2 separate regions of the Homo sapiens genome follow, and region 2 is linked to region 1. Evidence: chromatin contacts called from ENCODE Hi-C data. All regions are on one chromosome and are shown on one strand. The core of a region is the stretch at or near the end of the contact, and the rest is flanking DNA. Distances in the headings are between cores, read along the strand shown. Region 1 overlaps ADCY5 (adenylate cyclase 5). Region 2 overlaps ADCY5 (adenylate cyclase 5).

The links. A loop is a pair of places that touch in the nucleus more often than their neighbours do. Pooled maps may share reads with other maps.
Region 2: a loop to region 1 is called in a map of aorta, with 3 times the contacts of the local background. The contact joins two enhancer-like sites. A Hi-C loop is called at or near these places in 5 of 168 maps with a recorded cell type or tissue (Right ventricle myocardium superior, aorta, cardiac septum and 2 more) and 1 of 50 pooled maps.

The regions. Positions count from the first base shown.
Region 1 is chr3:123,328,886-123,332,229 of GRCh38, reverse strand. ADCY5 (adenylate cyclase 5) reads left to right here. Exons shown (of 21, transcript NM_183357.3): 5 at 1,214-1,341. Among named protein-coding and RNA genes, the nearest start is that of ADCY5, 120 kb to the left of the region's middle. RefSeq lists enhancers at 872-1,659, 2,881-3,344. Within about 2 kb of position 2,094, at least 12 of the 41 ENCODE cell types and tissues checked have a DNase peak (open chromatin) inside an H3K27ac peak, as active enhancers do.
Region 2 is chr3:123,407,458-123,411,597 of GRCh38, reverse strand. The region is part of intron 1 of ADCY5 (adenylate cyclase 5); the gene reads left to right. Among named protein-coding and RNA genes, the nearest start is that of ADCY5, 40 kb to the left of the region's middle. Within about 2 kb of position 1,702, at least 4 of the 41 ENCODE cell types and tissues checked have a DNase peak (open chromatin) inside an H3K27ac peak, as active enhancers do.

The DNA of each region.
Region 1 (3,344 bases), core at 845-3,344:
TGTCTGGGGCATATTAGGGGCCATCAAGCTACATTCCTGATGAGATTGGCCAGACTGATAAGAGAATGAGTCTGAATCCCCAGCTGGCCTGCAGGCGGCTGTGTGCCATTCCCTAGCGGCATCCAGAAAGAGGACTCTTAAACGTTTGGATAAATTGGAAGTAACACTCCATGGCCGGGAGTGGTGAACGACACGTTCATTCCTTAGGCCCCTATTCACCCCTCCATTATCCTTTCCCAGCTCTAGGCCTTTGTAGAGTGATTAAATGTCAGTGGCCACTGACGGGTGGACACATTCCCCTTGGCCCACACAGGACGCCAGGCCGGGTTATTGATGAGAGGCTGGTGCCGTCAGTGCCAGTGCCAGGGCTTCTCTGGGGGCTTCCATGGTGGAGCGCATATACTTACCTGTGGATTTTGTCACTGAACTGAATGAGGTGAATAGCACCTGCTTGTCACTTGGGTCTCAAATGAGTCCAGGCCACAAGGGCACTTGAATCCCTGTTTCTCAACTATCTTTGGGAGCCAGAGTTGGACCGCTCATAATTGATGATTACTGATATTCTATCGCAATCCCACTGACGGATTGGTGGTGGCCTGCAGGTGGCCCTGTGGCACCTGTCACTCAGCAGCAGCTCTGTTGGATTCTTGGCACTCATGTGCTTGCTAGTTGAGCAAAATTCTTTTTTGATAAAAGTCTCAGACAGGCTGAGTCAGTGAGCTTTTGGTTAAAGCTCATTTCTGCCTGCTTCAGTCTTTTTGTAAAAGGAGGAGAATCAGACAACTTTTGATAGAATCTCAAGCAACGAATCAGAGTGACTCCTGGGGTGTGGAGGGGACCAGAGACCCTTGTACTGGGGCTTGGGGCCTTCCTTAAGCTGATAAGGCCACCCTGCTGGCTGAGCTGCAGTTCGACCAGCCAAATTCCTCTTGGGGCTCTGGAGTGGATCTTTAAAAGTGAGCTCCTGAGTCTGGGAGCTGGAATGCCGCTCAGGGCTGCCCAGCCCATCCCTCCATCCCCACAATCCCTCCCTCCCCAATGTCTCCTGATAAGCCTGTCCCAGGACCATGCCGAGTTCCGGCGTGGGCCTGCGCTCACTGCCCTAAAAGGCAAGTTATTCCAGGCACGGGGTGAATCTTTTTGCTTCTCGTTTCTTTCCCTCCCACTTCTCTTTCCTACTATTTTTAATTTGTAAAATTAATTTGCTTTCCAGGAGAATCACTGTTTACGTATTAAGATCCTTGGGGATTGTTATTACTGCGTCTCGGGGCTGCCTGAAGCAAGGGCTGACCACGCCCACTGCTGTGTGGAGATGGGCATGGACATGATCGAGGCCATCTCGTAAGTGTCCACCCCCCGGGTACCGTCTCCCTCCCTGGGACTGTCCACAGCCCGAGCGACTGACTGACCTGCCGGCTGCCTAGTTGGAGGCAGGGAAACAGTGGGGTGAAACTGTCTGCCAAAAGGTGCCCAGCCAAGCTGAGGGTTGGCGTGTGCCACCAGACTTTCTGCCTTCTCCAGGGTTCCTGTTCCCTACAGCAGCCTGGGCAGCTTTTCCCAGAGGAAGTGTGTGGGAGGGGAGGGCTCTGCAGACTCCAGGAGTGGAGGAGAGGCTGGCAGCCATGTGAGGATCCTGTGCCGTGTGAGGCCCTTGCACTTCCGGGGCCTCATGTTTCCTACAGACACCCAGCCAGGCATCGAACTGCTGGTTCCACTTCTTCCCAGATGTGAAAGGTTGGGCTCATAGGGGTTAGACAACTCCCCAGGGTGCTACTACCAGGCAGGCGGATTCAAATGCAGGTGTTCCGCTTAGAGAGAATCACCCTGCCTGTGAGCCATAGCAAAAAGGCACTTTGGCCAATTCATGGCTATCACTGGCCACAGAAGGAGCCCTGGTCATTGAAAAACATGGGTGGTGCAAGCTTATGTGACAGCCAAGGGAGCAAGTCAGAGACTTTGGGCTTTAGAAATAGCTTGGGCAGGGGCAGAGAAAAAAGGCACAGAGGGCAAGGTCAGAGGCGGGAGTGGCTGCCAGGAAGGCAGCCGGGTCCGTTGGTTTGGCTCAGTTCTACTTGCAGCACTTGCCAAGTGTCCCCAGCAAGCCTGAGCTAGACAATCAGTCTCCCCGGAAGCACAGAGCCTTAAGGGAGAGAGACCAGGACTCCTGGTGCTCAGATACAAGGCACGTCATGTGGACACGGCGAGGTAAGGGAGGCAGACTATTGAAGGAGGGCCCAGGAGGGGACAGTTGATTCCACTGAGAGGATCAAGAGAGTTTGCCTGAAGGAGGTGGCCGTGGAGTTAAGCCAAAAAGACAGAATGAGCCATTGTCAAGCTAAGCAAGTATCCAAAGGCACTGTGGATGGAAAGTATTTCAGTGAAGGTATTCTGCTGCAGTGGAGGTATTTACCAAGTTGATTCAGGACAAGAGAAATGATGGGTGACCTCAGTCTCCCCTGCAGTGGGTGTCAGCCTCTTGCTGATGGCGTGGGATGGGGTCAGGGAGTCTCAGTGGTGGTCCCACCCACTGGGGCAAGTCAGACTGCTGGTCCCCTGGCTAGCTGAGTGCGCCCATGCCCCAGGTGTTAGGGAGGGTCTAGGGCCCTAGAAAGTGCAATCTGAGTTCATCCATTACCCTACTTCCTGGCACCTGCACCCTCTCCTGCAGATGCTGGGCAGGTTCCCATGGGCCTCAGACATGCACCTGGAGATGTATGGCTTCCTTCCCAGTCTGCCTCCACTGCTCGCCCAGCATGAGGAGTTATAAGTGCATACGGAGGGCCTGCCCTGTCTACTGGGAGCTCCCAGATATGGATATGTGGTGCATGTGGCCGGGACCAAGCTTTCCTCTAGGGCATGGAGCACCCTAAGCCCCTGCACCTGCCCAGGCTCCCCTTCCCTCCTGAGCAGGCCATACCCTTGAAACCTGGGTAACCAGCTTTTGCCATCACCCTGCTAACATCTTGGAAGCAGCAGTGTGGATAAATCCAATAAAAAGATAATCCAAAAGCCATTTCTGTCTTACCCACAAGAGCATTATACAAATAGGGTTTGGAGTGGTGGTAACTTCCCTGTTTAATTCAAGTCGGCCCTAACGTGCATTTGCATTTTTCCAATCACAATTTAATTGACAGGGCAGTGCTGGCCAGAGGTGCCCTCCTGGAGGGGAAGCAGCAGGGCTCTAGGTTTTAGTGTGGCACCGCGCCACCTTGTGGCCAGGCCGGGAACAGCCCCTTTCACAGCCGACTGCACCTGCCGCCCGCCCCAGTGCCCTTCAGGCTGAACGTTCTTGGACTCTAGGGCTGGATGGGAGAGAGAAGACTCTTTGACCCCCGCACCTTCAC
Region 2 (4,140 bases), core at 453-2,952, 80 kb before region 1:
GGGTTGGGGATAAGAGGCAGGGGAAGGAGAAAGATAGGCACTGGGATCCTGGGCCAGGCTTAGGCCTTTGTCCTTTGTCCCCTCAGGCTGAGTCAGCATCTGTTGTCTCAGGAGTTTCTGTCTCAGTTCAGGCACTATGAGTGTTACCTCCCCTAGGTGCCGAGGACAGGCCCCCAGCCCGGTGATCTAACTCCTTAGTCAGTGATCGGTGAGGCCTGTCAGGGGTCTGCTCCCTGCTTATTTGAGGCTCTGGTTTCCCTTCTGAACTGAAGGGAATCCAGTCCACTTGCCAGACACTTGTTTTGCTCTTATACTTGCTCAGCCCTCTGAGTGGACCCCAATGGTGGATGGCAGGCTCTCCTCGAAGCAGGCACTAGTACGCCCTTGACTGTGGATTCCAGGAGGCCCAGGGAAACTGCAATGGAAGAGGTTGGTGGAGGCACAGGGCAAGGAAGAAGAGCTTTCTGGCAGACTGAAACAGGAGGCTCATGGAGGGAACGGGTTAGGCTTGGTAGTAGAGGGCATATTTGACAAACCTGAGTGATTTGGTATAGCTGCTGCTTTGGAGATAAGTGGGTGCTGGAATGGCTAGTGCTAAGGAATTTAGGCCGTATCCAGTAGGTGATAGCTATTTAAGTAGTTTGAATAAGGATGGGGTGAGATGGCTCACGTCTGTAATCCCAGCACTTTGGGAGGCCCAGGCAGAAGGATCACTTGAGGCCAGGAGATTGAGAGCAGCCTGGGCAACATAGTGAGACTGCATCTCTACAAAAAATGAAAAAGTTAGCCCAGCAAGGTGATACATGCCTGTAGTCCTAGCTACTCAAGAGGCTGAGGTGGGAGGATCGCTTGAGCTCAGGAGTTCGAGGCTGCAGTAAGCTATGATTGCACCACTGCACTCCAGCCTGGGCGACAGAGCTAGTGAGATTCTACCTCCAAAAAAAAAAGAATGGATGTGATGGTGATTAATCTAAGAGCTGCCATTGTTGAGCCTTTATTTTATGTCCTTTATGTGTCCTGTTAGATTTCATTCTTACTGCAGCTTTCTAAGGTGGACGTTATGTTGGTTTTCACCTGGTCATTCCAAAGGCAGACAGAGTGCAGGATGTGGCCAAGGGTGTTGGAATAATAGGAGATTAGCCCTTCCCCAACAGGCAGTTCACCTTGGGATATGGCTCTACCATTCCTACTTATGCCTGGGAGGTACGGGGTGGCCCCAGGCTGCTGTGTTGAGGAGGAGGAGGAGGAATTGGGGGATAAGGGTTGGGGGAGGAGGAGGAGGGGGATGGAACTCTGCCAAGACAGAGCTGCCCTGGAGGGAGTCTTTGTGGGCTGTTTCCTGAGGAGTTCTACAAGGGAAGCTTCCAGTCACTCTGCCATCCTTAAGGGTGATGAGCTGTGTTCCAGCCCCCATCCTTCCCTCCCTTTCTCATTCTCCTAGTTCTGGTGGAGGCCCTGAGGGCAGATGGGGGCCTCTCACTGGGTTGACCGGATCCAGCACCTGCTCATGTGGGAGAGCAGAGGGACCTCAGGGCTATGGGGCCACACTGCCTCAGGGAACACAGGTCTCAGTTGGGGAAGTGGGTGTGGGAGGACCTGTAGAAAAAGAGATTTATTACTGCTCTTTCCCTGCCAGCTGCGTGTTTGCCTTTCCCAGGTCAGTGGGCTGGTGACGAGAGAGGGCAAGTTAATTTATATCCAGGTGATAGATTAGCTCCTCTAACCACAGGGAACTTTCTCAGCTCATCCAACTGGGGCTTGGAGGGTGGGAGGGGCCGGTGAGTGAGGGAATGTCTCTGGGGCAGTTTCTACCTTCTGCCCGGCCTCTGTTAAGGAAGCAGGTGAGGTGCAAGAGGGGCATCTCAACATGAGTGGGCATCTTAACCTCCTGGAGAGCTTGCTGGGCTCCCAGAGTTTCTGAGTCACAAGGTCAGAGGTGGAGCCCAATAATTTGCATGTCTAGCTGCTTCCTGGGTGATGCTGCAGCTGCTCCTGCTCTGGATATCCCACTTGGAGAACCACTGTGCTAGATAATCAGTTGAGGATTTTTGGTGGTGCTTCCCTTACCTATCTGTGCTGCTTGGACAGGACTATTAGCAGGAACACATCCTTTCCACCTGTGAAAGCTGCATCCCACCTTTAGACCCTGACTCCAAGGATACCTTCTCCAGTGGCCACCCTGAGAACTAGCATGTGCTGGGCCGTCTGTCCTTTTTCCCCACATGCTACCTGGTTTCATGGCCTGCGACTGTACACACCTGGAGTATTGGGACTCACTCTTACCAATCCCTGGGGGCCCCCATGGCACCTAGCACAGCCCCTAGCACATAGAGGAACTAGGTGTTGAGTGGATATAGTTAAAGCAGACCCTTATAAGGGTTAAACTTTTCTAAAAACCCAAGGTCAGATGGGGAGCAGATTTTATAAAGACTTTCCAGGCTGGTTATAGGCAGAGCCAGATCAAGAGCCTGGCTGCCTGTATAGATAATTTTATAGAAAATATTTCATAAGCTTAAAACACCAGCTAGCTCTCTAAATCTTTTCTATACTTTATCTACAGAGATACATTTTTATGTAAGTAAATGTGGTTTGTTATAGCTATTTTTATTTTATTTTATTTTTTGAGTTAGAGTCTCACTCTGTTGCCCAGGCTGGAGTGCAGTGGCAGGACCTCGGCTCACTGCAACCTCTGCCTCCTGGGTTCAAACGATTCTCCTGTCTCAGCCTCCCTAGTAGCTGGATTACAGCCACCTGCCACCACACCTGGCTAATTTTTGTATTTTTGGTAGAGATGGGGTTTCACCATGTTGGCCAGGCTGATCTTGAATTCCTACCCTCAGGTGATCCACCCACTCGGCCTCCCAAAGTGCTGAGATTACAGGAGTGAGCCACCATGCCCGGCCGAGTACAGCTAGAACTTTGTGTCTGCTTTTTTTTTTTTTTAGATGCAATCTTGCTCTGTCGCCCAGGCTGGAGTGCAGTGGCGCCATCTCGGCTCACTGCAACCTGCGCCTCCTGGGTTCAAGTGATTCTTCCGCCTCAGCCTGTCGAGTAGCTGGGACTACAGGCGCATGCCACTGTGCCCAGCTAATTTTTGTATTTTTAGTAGAGATGGGGTTTCACCATATTGGGCTGGCTGGTCTCGAACTCCTGACCTCGTGATCCGCCCACCTCGGCCTCCCAAAGTGCTTGGATTACAGGCGTGAGCCACCGTGCCCGGCCAACGTCTGCCTTTAAAAAAAAAAAAAAAAACAAAAAACGTAACATTTGTATGCTAATTTTCTTGCTGAGTGTACAAATGAATGTCTTTTGTGTGCTGTTCCTACATTATCTCACTCGATTCTCATAACGACACTGAAAATACGTGTTACGACCATGTTCATGCGGTAGAGCATCCCTTGGAAGTGATGTTCCATGATTTGCTTAATGTGTCCCAGGCATCAAACATGGAACTGGTGTCTAGATTTTTCACCGTAGGTCCAGGGCTCTTTGTATTCTCTGAGACCACCTCTGATATTTCTTTTTATGTGGCCACTGTACATAATTCTGTACATAATTGATGCGTTTTCTAAAAAACCACGCTTTAAAAAATTGAGATGAAATTCAATTTTCCACCTCTGTCTATCCCAAACATTTTTGTCAGCCCCAAAGAAAACCCAATACCCATTAGTAGTCACTCCGAATTTCCTCCTCCCCTCAGCCCCTGGCAACCACTAGTCTGCTTAATGTCTGTATGGATTTACCTATTCTGGATATGTCCTATAAGTGGAATCATAACAATATGTATCTTTTTGTGTCTGACTTCTTTCACTTTGCAACTTTTTTTTTTTTTGAGACAGGGTCTCACTCTGTTGCCCAGGCTGCAGTGCAGTGGAATGATCATATAATAGCTCACAGTAGCCTTTATCTCCCTGGCTTAAGCAATCCTCCAACCTCAGACTCCCTAGTAGCTGAGACTGCAGGTGCATACCACCGTGCCCAGCTAATTTTTTTTTTTTTTTTTTTTTTAGTAGAGATAGGGTCTCACTATGTTGCCCAGGCTGGTCTTAACCTTCTGAGCTCAAGCGATACCTCCTGCTTTGGCCTCCCAAAGTGCTGAGATGATAGGGATGAGCCACTATACCTGGCATTTGCAAAATA